Linked DNA regions of Mus musculus: region 2 is linked to region 1. Evidence: chromatin loops called from intact Hi-C (ENCODE). Cell type or tissue: heart. All regions are shown on one strand. Each heading gives the region's core, and the rest is flanking DNA. Links, peaks and the distances in the headings are about the cores only. Region 1 holds the start of Gm34084 (predicted gene, 34084). Region 2 overlaps Gm33958 (a long non-coding RNA gene).

What was found. A loop is a pair of places that touch in the nucleus more often than their neighbours do. Peaks named below come from ENCODE experiments on the same cell type or tissue, not always from the same donor. Only the 100,000 strongest peaks of a DNase experiment are listed, where the experiment ranks them.
Region 2: it touches region 1 in a loop (1.9-fold over the local background); 1 of 42 quality-filtered maps calls a loop at or near these places.

What each region holds. Positions count from the first base shown.
Region 1 is chr13:44,472,012-44,480,339 of GRCm38, forward strand. It overlaps Gm34084 (predicted gene, 34084), which reads right to left and starts at 8,316. Exons shown (of 2, transcript NR_167749.1): 1 at 8,121-8,316; 2 at 412-763. In heart, for the core only: no CTCF peak of the experiment used is centred there; a DNase peak (open chromatin) is centred at 5,120; H3K27ac peaks cover 717 bases.
Region 2 is chr13:44,369,240-44,377,567 of GRCm38, forward strand. All of the region lies in intron 3 of Gm33958 (a long non-coding RNA gene), which reads right to left. Among named protein-coding and RNA genes, the nearest start is that of Gm33958, 27 kb to the right of the region's middle. In heart, for the core only: no CTCF peak of the experiment used is centred there; no DNase peak of the experiment used is centred there; H3K27ac peaks cover 864 bases.

The DNA.
Region 1 (8,328 bases), core at 258-8,257:
ATCCTGTGCCTGACCCTACGGTATGAGATTTCATTCACTTCCCTGATGTTAAACTGAGGTGGTCCCCTACTGAGGTTTTAAATGGTGACATTTTCATATCCCTGGAGTCAAAGAACTATGCTAGTAATTAGTACGTTCTCTGATCTAGGCTTACTCTAGATTTCCCTTAACGTGGGACTTCTGTAGTAGGAAGGTTTGATACTTCTTGCTCCCCATAAAGGCAGAGCCAGCATGCCTAATAACAAAAGACAGGCTGCCATGCGCGGTGACACACATCTTTTGTCTCAGCACTCAGATTTAGGAGTCAGAGGAAGGAGGGACTCAAGGGTATCCTGGTCTATATGATAAATTCTAAGCCAGCCAAAGCTACATAATCATACCCTGTCTCCAAACAACAAAAAGAAAGGTTAATAAGAGGAAGTAGCCTCGATTTAATGTGGCTTCAGAAATGAGCATCCAAAGACTCAATGAAAACTGTTTGGAAGCCTGGAGGACAGTGTAAAGCACAACTGGACAGAAGGCTTAGGTGTCCTGGTGATAGGCTGGAGTGGCCCCACACAGCCTCTGTGTCCAGCCTCCTTCTGGTCTATTCTTCTCCCAGGCGTTCAGCAGGAGCCCTCTCTGTGAGACTTCTGATCTTGAATCTGCCACCATCTTCAAAATGGAGATTCCTTGTGAATCCTCTAGGTCTCATTCAATTCCATCCAAAGGACTTTGGAGCAGCATTTTCTGAGGCCGGACACCTCCTGAAGTAAGAAATGTTCTGAATGAGAGAGAGAGAGAGAGAGAGAGAGAGAGAGAGAGAGAGAGAGATTAAGAAATGAAATGTTAGTCTGTAACACAAAGAAGTTAGAATGGAGTCAGGCATGTTGGGCACACAACTGTAATCCCAGCACTCTGGAGATGGAGGCAGGATGACTAGGTGATTAAAGCCAGCCTTGGTTTCACAGCAAGTTCAAGGCTTTTTTGAGCTACATGAGACCCTGTTTCAAAAAAAAAAAAAGAGATGAAGCGATAGAGAAATAGGAGGAAGAAGACAGAAGGAGGAAAGGAAGGAGGGGAAAGAGAAGTTCTAAGGAGCAAGGAGGAACAGGGAGAGTAATCGTTTTCATTGTCTCCCCTTAAAGTTACTTTGTTTCCTGTGCCTAGAGTCTAGCTGTCAGTCACCACTGACTGGGGCGGCTGTTCAGCTCCCAAAGTCCTGGGAAGTACAAAGTTATGGAAAAGCAAGCAGACAAAAGAAGGTGCCAGGAGCTGGGCCATGGGAAGCACAACGTGGCCGTGCTCCTCTTCTCCCGGCCCCTTCTGTAGTTTCTTTGTCTCCGGGCCACCCGTAGGTCCCTGATCCCCTATGCCATAAGTAACTTGCCATAATCCTCAGAGGCACTGGGCACAAGAGGGGCTGTCAGGGAGGAAAATCCTTCCTCTGTCCTCAGGTTCAATAATTGGAGGGTGTGCAAATTCAACTGGCAAAAGATAGATTAGCCCAGAGGAGTGGGGGAAACTGATTTAATTAGGTATAAATGCGCTGGAATTCACAAAGAACTGGGTCTCAGGGGGGTAGTTAGAATCTGGGTTTATTTACCATCTTAATAGGGACTGGGAAGAGGGGCACTTCTGTGAGAAGGGGGAGAAGAGGAGAGACACTTAGAGAAAAGCAAAAGACCTTTTGGAAAGATAAATGGACCCTTCGGAGGAGAGATGGGAGATGTAATGTGGCTGTGATAATATCAGAGCGTGGTGCTGATTTCTGCTCTCCAAAAAGAGATTAGAATTGCTTCTAGGGCAGGGATTTATGACAATTGGAGGGTAGAAGCTCTGCTTTTAGGCAGATAAGACATTATGGGAATCCAAATGCCTTCAGCTCAAAATAACTTTTGTAGACCACCGAGGCTTTTTCTAGACTCTTTCTCTCAGCCTCGGTCTGCCCATGCTTGGAAACCGAGAGACCACAGCTCCTCTCAGCATTACAGAATCTCCAAATGGCCACTCACCAGCCAGCCGCCAAACCAGTTCAACTTTTTCTGGGCGAGCAGGATTTCCCTTCATCCCTTTCCTTTTTCTGAAACACCAGCTAAGCCCTACCCAGAGGATCTTTTAAACAAAGCATCGGAAGGGCTTATCTTTTGGGTACCAACAACTTGTGCTTTGTCCAGGGAACACAAAGACTTGGTTTTCCCCAAATGAGGAAGGTGAGACAGAGAGAATAAAAGTAAACATTCAATAATTTTTTTTCTCTCTCCAATATAGTAATGGAAGGATTTAACATAAAGGCTCTATTTTGGCTATAGGTGGTTTTCCACCACACTGTTTTACTGCGTGCCTGAAAATATCATCATACTGTTTAGATCGTTGGCAAAATTGTTTCAAATTCATGACATTCTGCCAAAAGCACCTTATTTCAAGTGCTGTATCCCCTGAACAAGCTGCAGGCTGCTGATACTGCAAGTGTGAAAAGCTTTGTGTCCCCTCAAGCATATGGTAGGTGTGGAACAATTGCCTCTTGGATCTAAATAGCGCGATCCAAGCCGTCAATGAGAGGGAAGGAAAATGGTGAATGAGATGTTTCTTAGGAAGCGGCCTCTCAGGCGAGGTGAGACATGATCATGGCCTGGTGTGGTGGCTCATACTGGTCATGCCTGCCCTCGGAGGTCTGAGATAGTTGGCGTTTGAAGCTACATAACAAGCTCCAGGCCAGCCTGGTTATCATGGGAGTGGGGCTGGGCCTGGGAGATGGTCCATTCAGTAAAGAGCTTACTTGACACAAGAGCTGGAGGATTGACACATATACGGCTGGGTGTGGCAGCATGGGCCTGGAATCCCAGTGAGGGAAGCTGAGACAGGAAGATCCCGGAGCACACAGGCCAGTCAGTATAGCTAAATGGTAAGGTCTGGTCAGGTTCGTTGAGAGACCTTGCCTCAAAAAAACAGAACAAAAAGTGGAGAAATAATAAGAGAACCCACGGGACACAGACCTCTGCCCTCACATGTGCCCTCATTACTTATATACACATGTGAGGATGTGCGCGTGCATCAGCTTAAGAGATTGATAACATGGCCACTGAGCTGATGGAGGGAGCCGTGGTTGAAATCACAACCTGAGTTACACACCGAGCTGAGCAGCCAAACAACGGAGCAGATGGTCCTATTTCTTCCAGCCCCGCCCTGCTTTGCACAGCAGCAAATAGGTGTCCTTGCTGGCACTGCCATGGCAAGAAGAGATGCTATGCCTCAGCCAAGGGCTGCCTGACCAGGGGCTCCTTGGCCGGAAGTGGTTCTTGCATCCTAATCAAGTTCCTCTTCAATTGACACCCATTCCTGAATCCTAGCTCTTCTTCTCTCTCTTTCTCTCTCTCTCTCTCTCTCTCCCTCCCTCCCACCCGCCCCCTCTCAGATGACATCCTTGTCCTTAGCTCTGAGGAGAAATCCCACCCCCGAGTCCCCACACCCCTCACCTCACCGCCTCTAAGGGCCTCAGATAGCAGCTCTGCCTCTGAGATCCCCGTGAGTGTCTCACCATTCTCTTAAACAGCCAAAAGCAGAGCTCCCTCCACAGCCGAGCCCCCTCCAGAGCTCCCCCTCCACAGCAGAACCCCCTCCACAGCTCCCCCTCCATAGCAGAACCCCCTCCACAGCTCCCCCTCCACAGCAGAACCCCCTCCACAGCTCCCCCTCCACAGCAGAACCCCCTCCACAGCTCCCCCTCCACAGCAGAACCCCCTCCACAGCTCCCCCTCCACAGCAGAACCCCCTCCACAGCTCCCCCTCCACAGCAGAACCCCCTCCACAGCTCCCCCTCCACAGCAGAACCCCCTCCACAGCTCCCCCTCCATAGCAGAACCCCCTCCACAGCTCCCCCTCCACAGCAGAACCCCCTCCACAGCTCCCCCTCCACAGCAGAACCCCCTCCACAGCTCCCCCTCCACAGCAGAACCCCCTCCACAGCTCCCCCTCCACAGCAGAACCCCCTCCACAGCTCCCCCTCCACAGCTCCCCCTCCACAGCAGAACCCCCTCCACAGCTCCCCCTCCACAGCAGAACCCCCTCCACAGCTCCCCCTCCACAGCAGAACCCCCTCCACAGCTCCCCCTCCATAGCAGAACCCCCTCCACAGCTCCCCCTCCACAGCAGACCCCCCTCCACAGCTCCCCCTCCACGGCTCCCCCTCATCTCTTTGGCAGCGCTGGTCTTGATGGACCCCATCCTCTTCTCTCTTCCTGTAGCAAATCAACTTCCATGCTTCAACTTTTTCTTTTTGCTCTTTCTCTCTTTCTTTCTTTCTTTCTTTCTTTCTTTCTTTCTTTCTTTCTTTCTTTTTTCTGGAGACAGTGTCTCACACAAGCCTACCTGGCCTTGCTCTGCATCTGAGGGTGGCCTTGAACTTCTGATCTTGCCTCCACCTCCAGGGTGCTGGTATTACAGACATGCACCACCATCCCCAGTTTTAAGCTATGCTGGGGGTCAAACCCAAGCCTTCTTGAATGCTAAGGAAAGCTACATCCCAAAACCTTCCTCCCTTCCTTCCTTCCTCCCTTCCTTCCTTCCTTCCTTCCTTCCTTCCTTCCTTCCTTCCTTTCTTCTTTCCTTCCTTCCTAAACCTGTGAAGGTTACCACTTGCACATACCCCTTTTCAACGAAACCACAATCCCTGGGTTTCCCTTCATACCTCGAAGTAGAAGCCCCGCCCCCACCTCACCCCCACCAACTCCCCACCCCCAAGTCAAAGCAAGTCAGGCCTTCCCTTTCTGAATCTTTCATTGCCATTGAAAAAGTTTCCATGGCCTCCAGCTTCCTGCAGAGTTAAAGCTAGACCTCCTTTCTGGCTTTTCACAGCCCCTCATAATAAGCTTCCTTCTCTGCCTTCAAGCTTCTGCTCCTGCTCCTATTCCCCCCCCCCACCCCCTTCCCGGCACGCAGCCTCTTCAGTAGTGAGGCTCCGGACCTCCGGTCTGAGGGTCCCATCAGCCTCAACCCCAGTCTCCTACGCTTGCCCCCATTGAGAGCCAGCTTGCCGCTGGCTGTCTAGAGCCTGTCCATTTGTTAAAGACAAGCAATTTCCCTTTCCCTCACAGAGATTTCCTTGCCTGACCCAGCCCACTGGAATCCCTCCAGACAGCCTTTGCCTTACCACAAAGTACAGTAAGTATAAAACAATGAAACTGAGCTGAGGGTGTAGCTCCATTGCTAAGAGTGTTTGCCTAGCAAAAATGAAGTCCCAAACTGGAACCGCAGCACAGCATAAAACTGGGGTGTGGTGGCACACACGGTCCCAGCACCAGGAAGATAGAGCCAGGAAAATCCAAAATCCAAGGCCATGCTCAGCCGTGTATAAAGTCATACTGGGACACATGCTTCCCTATCTAAAAATAATCCAATAAGAGGCAATATCATCTTAAGGAGACCCTAACACCCTTGCTAGCGAAAATAAAAGTGTGCCAGGGAGATTTAAACTAGACCCCATCGGAGGATGGTCGCTTTTTGAAGTGACTGTAAGTACAGGGTGAAGGGAAACAGACAAGAAACAACAGGACCACAAGGAAACTATGGTAACTGTTTAAGTAAGGTCAGGGAGGCCGGAAATAAAATGACCCCAACAGGAGGAAAGGACACAGAACCCTATGGCTGAGCGTGTCTGACAAGCTGACCCTCGGCTGGCAGAGAAGGCATCCGCCCAAGATGTGAGGTCAAGAAACTGTGAGAAGTCTCAAAGTCACTCGCAGGTGCACTGTCACCAAGCAAGTGTGCTGTCACCAAGCAAGTGCTTAGTGCGTTTGTGGGAGATGCTGGATCTGAGACCCGTCCCAGGGAATGCAGAAAGAAGAGCGGTGGACGGAAGCCAGGAGGAAGATGTTTTCTCAAGACTATATAGCACATGGTCTTGGTATTGTACCCAGGTGACCCACAGAAAGGTGAGCTGCTCTCCTCTCTCACATCCAAAACAGAGAGAGTGCCTCCGGCTCAGGCATATTGAGGGCAGAGACACACACCAGCCTGGAGAAGCCTGTGGCAGAAACTTAGGGCCATGCTAGAGAATGCTGTTCCGGAGTGGATCTCAGAGCAAAACACCGCATAAGGGCCAGAAACTAAAGTACACACACAAATGACTTGTCTTAGGGTTTCTGATGCTGTGATCAAGTAAGTTTGGGGCGGGGGGGGGGGGAGGGTTTATTTGGCTTACATTTGCACATCATAGTCCACCACTGAAGGAAGTCAGGACAGGAACTCATGCAGGGCAGGAACCAGAGGCGGGAGCTGATGCAGGGGACAGGGAGGAGTGCTGCTTACTGGGTTGCATATCACAGCTTGCTCAGTCTGCTTTCTTAGAGAACCCAGGACCACCAGCCCAGGGAGAACAGCAAGTACAGTGGGCTGGGCCCTCACCCATCAATCACTAAGTAAAAAAAAAATGCCCTCTAACCGTATCTTATGGAGGCATTTCCTCAACTGAGTTTCCCTCCTTTCAGGTGACTCTAGCTTGTGTCAAGTTGACAGAAAACTAGCTGGCACATAACTCTAGGGACTCTAGAAAATAGCTGCCTGGGGGCTCAGCAAGAAGGACAACACAGGCCAGTAAGGTTTAATTTCTAAAGGTGTGTTCGACCTTTTCTGTACCCACGGGCTGGCAAGACCTAGAAATAGCTCCCATTGCAAACACAACCACCACTCTTCCTACACTTCATGACAATCCGCAGTTGGAATGACGGTCTCCCTGGCAGGTCCCTGAATGTCACACATGCGCACACAGAAGCATCCTTGAGTCTGTGGTCTCAGTACAGGGCACAGGGCACATACTAGGAATCTCGTCAACATTAGTCTGAAAGACCCATAACGTGAGGACTCGCCCACGTTCTGACTCAGGAGAGGCGACACCCCAAAACCACCAACGAGAAACGGACTTGCTGCAAATTGCAAGAGGATTTTTATTCAAGAGCGCTCTCGGGCCCATGGTCATACACCACGCAGGGGTAGAGGACCGTGGCGCCCCCAGTAGCTGGATAAGGGGGTATTTAAAGGAAGGAACCACAACTCAAGGAGGTGGGAAGGGCGTTGTTGGAAAATACCAAAAATACCAGTTAAGAGTCACAAGGAAGTACAAAGTCACAAGTGTCAGGTTATCTCTCAAGACAGTTTCTAAGAGCCCCTAACAATCTAAGAGCCCCTTGCAATAGCACCTTTGCATAGTGGGTTCCAGCAATGGTCAGGGTGGGTCAGGGTGACTTTCTTTGAATGAATACTCCTTGAACACAGGAAGCGGGTGGGTGGAGGAATGTCGCTATCTGTTTTATGATTAGCATACCTTGGAGCACTGAGTTTACTACTCTTTCAAGTCCACACATGGATAACTACCGAGAGAATCCCATCACTCCGCCCTCCGTCTAAAGTAACATTACTATGGAACTGTAGCTTTAGGAATGAGAATCAATAAGGTGCCTCCCATGGGAAACATGAATTCTGAGGTGGCTACAGGGTCCCGGAGGTATGGCTGGGGGGAAAAAATAAAATGCTCCTATTTCCCTGCCCCTCAGGAAACTGAGCAGCTTTTGAGCTGAAGAATATAGGTTGCTCAGCAAAAATTAGCCTGCAAAATCAGAGAGATTAAAAAAAATTCTTTCCCCACTCCACAACATGGGGTTGTACTTTTTAAGGCTGAGGCCAAAGATTTCAGTAACTGACACAAGTATGCACAGGCCCACACCACATCTCCAGTCTTCCTGCATGGGGCCAGAAAGATCAACAAGCATTTATTTTAAATGAGTATTTGGACCAGGCATGGTGGTACATGCCTATAGTTCCGGCACTTGGAAACTGAGTCCGAGAAAAACATGCAGCCAGGTCAAGGCTAGCCTGGGCTACTTAAGTGAGTTGAAGTCTAGCTTGGGCTACCTAGACAATATCTCCAAATGCTTAATTAGTCAATTGAAATGAAGCAAGGGTCTGAGAGGCACCGAGGGAGAACTATGATCCAAATATGGCTACAGAAATGTCCCATGGGAACAGCCGCCAGTTATACCTGCCGCTGCAACTCCATCAAAGTGAAATTTCAGAGGTAGAAAAGGTAGACAGTAGACAGCCACACCTTCTGCAGCAGGACAGCAGTCACCCCACCCAACCCAACTCACAAAAGAGTGCGGGCAAGTTTTAGGGTCCCCGTCATTGGATAAGGATTCTTCCTGGTGCCTTCGCCTGGCAAGGATCACCACACAGGCTGCACCTCCGTCCTTGTGAAACGGTAATGCTGGAGCCAACAGTTAAGCCAAATTTAAGCCTTGTCTAGATGAGGATCTTGAAGGCAAGCTGGCTGAGAGCCGAAGAGGGAAGGAAGCTGAA
Region 2 (8,328 bases), core at 28-8,027, 100 kb before region 1:
CTTTGCAAGGGAGATATCTCAAAGGCTGGGAATATAGCTTGATAGTAGATGGTTATCTAGCACATATAAGGCTCCAGGTTCAGTCCACAGCACCGCAAAAAATATCATAAAAACCAACGGTAGATAGGAACAATGGAGATACTGCATCTGTGGCAGGATGCCAGAAGCACAGGAAGCCATTGTCCTGTGCTGTGAGTCCATGCTCACTCACGTGCCTGCATCCTTTGGATTTCCCTTTTCTCAGAGAAGAGAAAGGCGTTTCTGTTCCATATTTTCTCTCACTTAAGGACTGGTCCAGCCTCAACAACCTGTGCCAAGAAGCAGACAGCGTAGCCGTAAGGACTTTTTCCCCCCTAGATAAATGTATCATTATGCATTCACCCCAGAGGATGAGGCACATTGTTCCGTTTCCAACAGCCAGCAAGAAAAACCCCTGCTGAGCAGAATGAAGAAAGTCTCTGCAATTAATCGGCAGAGTGGAACTGTTAACCTTCTCCCAGGTTCCCAAGCACAGGGATCCTGACCAGGCGGCTGCAGAAATTAACCAGGGGTTGGCGGCCAAGGACGGGTAGAGCAGAGGGAGAAATCTCTCATTAACAATCCCAATCAAGCCCCCTTAGCACTTATTCCCCCCCCCCCTAACAATTGTTTGAGGCCAGGATGTTACACTTGTTGAATGTCATTGTCGTAACAAATCTCTGCTTTTTCCTGAAACCTGAAATCCCCGACTGTCCTTGGAAGAATTTCGCAGAAAGCATGTACTGGAACTCCTGTGATCGGTTCCCAGGACAGTGCATGCTTCTACTAGGAGGCCTCTGATAATGTGCGTGTCTGTGTGCGTACATATGTGCATAGACATCACTCGGTAGATGTGTGTGTTCCAAAGATGCCCAAACTAGTATGACACGTTCCGAACTCTGTGTGTGCTTGCTCTCTCTCACACCCCTCCTCCTTCTCTTCCCCCTCCCCTCTCTCCCTCCCCCTCCCTCCTTCCCCAGTCTGTGTGTGTCTGTCTGTATTTCTGTCTCTGGCAGAGATGGAAAAGAATCGGGTACTTCTCAAAAGTGATTAAGTCAATGCCCAGGAAACCGTCCTGTGTAAAGGTTGCAGCCATGTGGTGCACCTGGATGCAGTGTGTGTGTGTGTGTGTGTGTGTGTGTGTATACAGTTCTCCCTCCAGCTGTCCTCCACTCTTGCTGTGCTTTCAGGGGGATCCCTGTAACCATGTTTCTTCAACAGGACCAGGACCCCAGCCCACGTTTCTAGGAACAAGAGTGAGTACCAGGCCTACCCAAGCCCAGTGAGATTTCCCAAAGGATAGACCCTAGGACTGCAGCAGAGGAAGATACTCTGTTGAAGATGCTCATTGGCTGGTACACTTGAGGGGAAGAAGAGGACACTGTGTTGAACAAAAGAAACAGAACATGAAGACAGGGATTAGTGAGGCTATTACTCAAGTGCCCAACGGCCTGACAAAGGAGCACCATGGTCTAGGGCTAACGCACTGAGAGTCCTAAGAAGGGAGTCTCCAGCTAAGACAAATGTTCCTGTGCCCTCTACATTCTTTCTACCTCCTTCAGCAGCAGACTTCTAGCAACAAAACAACTCATCAGACACCTTTATTTAGTGTATATATCAGTATGCTATCATCATAGTATTTGACCCATATAAAATAGGTACACCGACTCCTTATGCTGCATATTTATCTATCCACATTATTGATAGACCTGTAAGGAAAAAATCCTGGAAGAAAGGGTGAGCTGAGGGACAGCTTCACCATAATGCTCATATTTTACAAAGGGGAAGAAGCCACTCGAAGTAGCATTGGAAGGATTGCTTGACTCAAGCATTCGTCACCCTTCCTATCCATTGTCTTGTTCCCTATTAATGCCATTAATATAATCATTAATATAGCCATCCCTATACCTGTGAGTCCTCTGTTTCCAAATTTTTCCTGGAAACAGAAACCATGAACACAGAAGGATGTAGAAGATTTTATACACTCAACCAATAACACCAAATTCACTCACCAGATTATCCAGTTGGACTTAGGCTATCAGATGGCAATCTCTAATGAGTTTGAAAACCACCCTTCCTCACGTTGGAGAACATTGCTGAGTCTTTGTTATCTACTTGACATTCTACTAGTGACACAGAACACGCATGACCCTACTCCTTTCTCCAGAAGCTTAAAACCAAGTGGAGACCAAGAGAAAGGGGTATAGAACAAGTGTTATACTGTGACACGTGCTGACACTGAGGCTTGAATCTAATACAGCAGTGGCACATTGGAGATGATGGGGGGGCAGGGGTCACAGAAGGATGTAGTGTGGGCTGGGTCTTCAGCATGGTTAGAAATGCGTGAGGCAGATGTCCTTTTAGTCAGATGCCTGCCTCACTCACAAGTAGCTTGCTGAGTAGATCTGTGGTATAACTCCTGTCAACAGAAGAGGGAAAGTTCTGGAAGGAGCAACTAGGTTTGCTGTTGAGGCTCATAAAGGCCCTTATTTCCATGCCTTGAGATTTGAACAACAAAACCAACAGAGAAAAGAGACAGTAACTGTGTGGGCAGGAGATGGGGTAGAGAGGATTGTGATTAAAGCATACAATATGTGTGTGATGATGTCACTAAAAAATCCAATGTTTTATACAAGTAATAGATTCTCATCAAGATTTTTTTTTTTTTTTTTTTTTTTTTTTGGTTTTTCGAGACAGGGTTTCTCTGTATAGCCCTGGCTGTCCTGGAACTCACTTGGACAAGGCTGGGCTCGAACTCAGAAATCTGCCTGCCTCTGCCTCCCGAGTGCTGGGATTAAAGGCATGCACCACCACGCCCAGCTAAGATATTTTTAAAATATATACATATAAATATACACATACACATAACATATATACACATACACATATACAAACATATACATACAGACACACAGACATACACACACACATACACACACACACACACACACACACACAGCCCCTAGAAACTTTGTTGACTCTCACAGGCTACCTGCTGGCCACTAGGAGCCATTAAGAGGGCTCTTTTCAAATTCTTATTTTAGATTTATTTATCTTATTTTATGTATGCACATGTTTTGTCTGCATGCATGTATTTTACCATGTGCATGCTTGGCACCCACAGAGGTCACAGACGGTGTCAGAACCCCTGAAATTGGAGTCACAGATGGTTGTGAGCTACGATGTGAGTATGGGCAACTGCCACCTGGTCCTGCTCAAGAGCACCAAGCGCTCCTCACCTCTCTCCACCTCCCTTCCTCTTCTTGAGTTTGGATAAGGAAGAGTTCAGAGGCCTGCCAGGTAGGAAACTAGTTTGGGTCTCTCAGCTTTTCTGAGTCCTAGGCTCCAAGTTCCAAGCTCATAAGTAGTTTCTCATGAGAGCTTTTGTTTTGACTATGTGTAGGGCTTATCTCAAGTGTACACGACTTCCTTGTAACACTTCCTTAGCTTAGAGTCCTAAAATAGACTGACACTTAGACCAAGTTTTATGGATGCTAACTTAAAGGTTTCTCTGCTTTTAGACTTAGCGCACTTAGGCTTGTGAGGTTCACATACATGAGATGCTACTTGGCCTGTCGATGTAAAAGCTGCCCCCTTTTCTTCTTATGGTCATTAAGGGCCATCTCAAGCCAATGGGGGGCTAGGGAATCTCGCTCCACTGGCAACGTGCTTGCTCACATGTATGAGGTACCAAGTTTGTCTTCTAATACCACATAAACAAAATTTGGTGGCACATACCTATAATTCCAGCACTCTGATATAAATATCAGAGGTTCAACATCATTATTAGTTCAAGGCCAACCTGAATTACATGAGATTCAGCCTTAAAAAATGTGAATTACCTGTGCTGTGGATGTAGCTCAGTAGTACGGCATTTGCCTAACATCGTGTACAAGGCCCTGGGTTTGTACAAAGCAGAATACACTCACACACACACACACACACACACACACACACACACACACACACACACACACACACGTAAAGTACCTCTAAGAAGAGAATAAAAAACTGAAAAAACGAAAGGTAGTTGTTTTTAAATGAAAGACATCAAAAACAAAATGAATAAACAGAGCATTAAAATATACTTTTATATCAAACCAGACTATCTACAACCTAGAATTTTTATTGTAAATGTAAATTTCTTCCAACTTAAAAGACTAGAGTAGCCACTCAAAGAGAAGCTAACAGTACTCAGCCAATGACATACACACATACACATACACACACACACACACACACACACACACACACACACACACACACACACATACACATACACATACATATACACACACTTTGGCCTGCTCAGTAGTCCTGTCCAGAGCCATAGATGCAGCATATAAGGATTCTCATCCCTAAAATTGAGTTGTTACCCAAGTCCTGATCAGTGTGGGGACAGAGATGCTGGAATAGGATACAGCCATGCGCAGCCATAGCAGCAGCACATAGCAGCACTGAGACAGGGCAGCTTGCCCAGCAGAACAAAATAACCTGAAGGAAGTTTGTTTCGTTTCATTTACAGTTGTTATGTTTTGAGACAGAATTTTGCCGTGAACCTTCAGCTGGCCACAAACTCACCTCCTCCTACCTCCACCTCCTGAGTGTGTGTGCATTACAGGGGTGTGTCACTCATGCCATCTACATGGAGATATTTTAATATGCCGTGTATACAAACATAAAACACACATGGTTTCAAAACACAAAATAATGCACGTTTGCAAGGATGCAGAGAGCACAGATAGGCATAGGAAGCCGGTACCCTGCACAAAGGACAAAACAGCGGTGGAAACAGGATTGACAAGTCAAGATGCAAAGACGATCCTTGAGAAGACCAGCACTGCAGAGTCCGAGTCCGAGTCCAAGGGGATGGGAGCCACTCTACCACAAGGACCAAGAGGAGGGAGAGCAATGGTCTCCCTTATTGATGGCCTGCAACACTAGGTCCCGTGTTTGGGCAATAGCCACTTTTTGGAGTATGGGTATCTAATTAATCAATGTGTAAATAAACAAGTGACTGAGAGGAACAGTGAGTCAAAGAAAGAGTGTCCAGGAGACAGAGTCATCCTCTGTAAATGAATTGTCAGCAGGACTTCCATATGTGATACAAAGTGTTGACAGCTGCGTCACGAGAAAGGGACAGTGTGTCTGGGACACTAGAAGACAGCTCCTGACCCAGTTAGGGAAGGATAGGAAGGGCACCCCAGGAGACTAAGTCTGAAAAGGGACGTGAGTGAGAGGGAGATTATAATTCTTAAGAAGCAGGAAAAACCGGCGTGCAGTCTGAAACTGACTAGAGTACCTAACACGTGCTTCATCTAAGACAGAGCACAACCGCCATTTTAAGAGGGGGAGCCTCACAACGTGGTTTGTGTTCTGGAACCATCTTCATGGCCAACTGATCGCCAGATAGGAAATAAGAACAAAGAAACACTCCATTCTCCTTTCAGGGCAAGCAAGCGAGTGCACAACTCCAAGTGGGTAATGCCTAGAGCTGTCTGCCTCCCCCACCCCACCCCCAGGAGCCGAGTCTTCTGCCACCCTGTGAAGTCATTTCAGTTCTGCTTCAGAGTGACACACTTTGAACAGAGAGGCTTTTTGCCTGCCGAGCTAGTTCCTGCATCTCTACTCCTCCTGTGGTTGTGATTAGCATCCTTCATCTGTGTGTGGATGCTCACCACCGACACACTTGACAGGTCTCACTCTGGGAGATGTTGCCGGGAGTGCGTGAGGCTTTCGGCTTGAAACAGCTTGATGAACTCAGTCTATAGCTGTCTTCAGACACCAAGAGAAGGCACAAGAGGACAGTTCAGACTGCGAGCCGTCGAGCCGTAGCTGGGATCTCGCTCCAGCGTGATGAATTTAGTCTAAGAGGCATTAGCGAGGCTGATGCTAGAGGGAACACACAAGAGCTTCCACCTTAAGGTGATCTTGAACCAGCATCAGCATCCCTGAATGGCTGGTTAAAGCAACATGCATCTATCTGGCCATTCAAAACTAACATCTCTAACAAGGCTAGCGACCTGGTTGATGTTGCTGGGGGGTCAGGAGGGGAGGTGTATACTTTTAGAAGAACCAGTGGACCATGCCACTCACAGATGAAGATACTGAAATCCAGGGAATAGGACTCTGTAAAATCACAGCAGTTTTTGATGAGCTAACCCAGACCTAATGAGACTGTAAAGATAGGAAATAGAAAGCAGTGGAGATTTTGGATGAAGGCCCCACACTATCAGTGGTTGGCTGATGCTCATAAGATAGATACCCTTCCAGTCTCACAAACACGTTCTCCTTCCTCCTTCAGCCGAGCTTGAGGCTGGCTGCCACGCATTGGGTAGGGTCACAACAGCAGCAGAGGAGAGAGAGAGAGAGGCCAAGAGCTGAGCCTAACAAAGCCCTGTGACCATTGCTGCAAATCAGACTGGCTATGCTGTGCCGTGCATCCATGCTCCTGCACAGACTCGAGTGGGGCTCGAGTCTAAGAGAACCAAGGAGAATTGAGTGACACCTGTCTTAGGCTTCACGACAATCTGAAAAAGCAGAAACACGTCTTCCCGCTCAACCCAAGTGACAGTCACCTGTCAGCTCTAGTGCCTACCCAGTGGGGCAGCGGCTGCTCTGACCAAACACCCCCACCCCCCAAGAAACCCTCTGAAACATAAAGGGATCCAGCCAGACTTCTCCCTTTGTCAGTCCGCCATTGTGTGGCTTGTATTCTGGGAGAATGATGGCTAAGGCAGTTGTAGGACTTTCAATGCTTTAAACAAATGGGGGTTGGGGGGGAGGCACTAAACAAAAGGAACCACAGGCCTGTTTACTAGAGAGAAGGCTTAATTGGCTTCAGAGAAAGTGCAGGAAGTGTGTGGGTTTGCTGCTCTCGTTTGTCGGGGGCCCCAGTGAAAGGCTGGAAGGGACAGAGATTCTGGCTCCCCCCAGCCCCGACTGTCTGGCCCCTCCCTCTCTTTTATGAGGAATTTGATGGAGGAAGACAAGTAAGTCATCAGATGGGCCCCGGCCATCAGCAATGTCAGTTATTGAGTCTAAGGTGCATTGTTTGGGCATTAAGAGTTCAGAGGTCAAACCTCTCTGTTTACTATACCCAGGGCCTAGAATACTGCAGAGATCTCACATAAGGAGCTGAATTTTTGTTTAGAGCAACTGAATCATTAAAAGACTTTTTAAAAGGGGGTTTTATTTTAATCACGGTTATGCTTGTGTGTCTGTAGGGAGGGGTTGGGGGGGTGTATCTGAATGCAATTGCCCTCAAAGGCCAGAAGAGAGCGTGGGAGAGCCCCGGGAGCTGGAGTGACAGGTGGTTATAAGTTGAATGACATAGGTGCTGGAAACTGAATGTGGGTTCCTCTGCAAGAGCAGGACCTGGCTTAACCACTGAGCCACCTCTCTGGCCCCATGCGATTATGTCTTTGTGGACTATATCATCACCTGCTATTTCCAAAAATGGACATTTCCTGCATTGAAAGTTGCATGATTTCAAATGTCATAAAAGCATAGTTTTGTCCACCGAATTGTTTCCTTCAGTCAGACGTCAGTCACAGGACTGCTAAACATGTGTGTCTCTGGGTCTGTTTGCTAGGTTGCCTTTTGAGACTGTATAAATGCTGCATGTGTATCCCCACCCTCACCCTCACCCCCACCCCCACCCCTCAGAGTCTTTTTGGTCACAATGTGACTTATGAGGAGGGTTTCTGCACTTCATTCCAATGAGTCCTAATCTTGGTTGACCAGGGTAGTTAAGCAAACCATGTCACAGTTGCTGCATTTGAAAACGTGTCATCTGGTAATGCCGGGGCTCCATGGACAACATATATTTATTAGTGGACACTTGGAGAATACAGGGTCAATAGCTGGACAAAGCCTCTTTGTGCCAACAAGAGATGTGGTGAACAGGGCTGGGGATAAGGTGTGGTTCTTAGAGTACTTCTCTAGAATGTGTGAGGGCCTGGCTTTGCTCTGCATCACCATATAAACTGAGTGTGGTGGGCACACTTGTAATCCCAGTGCTGGCGAGGCAGAGGCAGGTGGATCAGGCCATGCTTTGTTTTTGATGACCATAGTGACAATTTTGGAATTTTGGTTTCTTTAAAGAACACAGACATATTGGGGGAATATGTTTTCTTTCTGATCCCAGGTGTGGGGATATGGGCTACTTCGAACTGACCGCAGCATCTGACTAGGGTTTGCTTCATGTGTGCTCTGATAGAGGTGTGATTTTTGCCAGCTGCAGATGGTTTTCAAGATTGTGTGACATGTGAAAATCTGGGGATTTTTCAGAAGGTATATAAATGATAG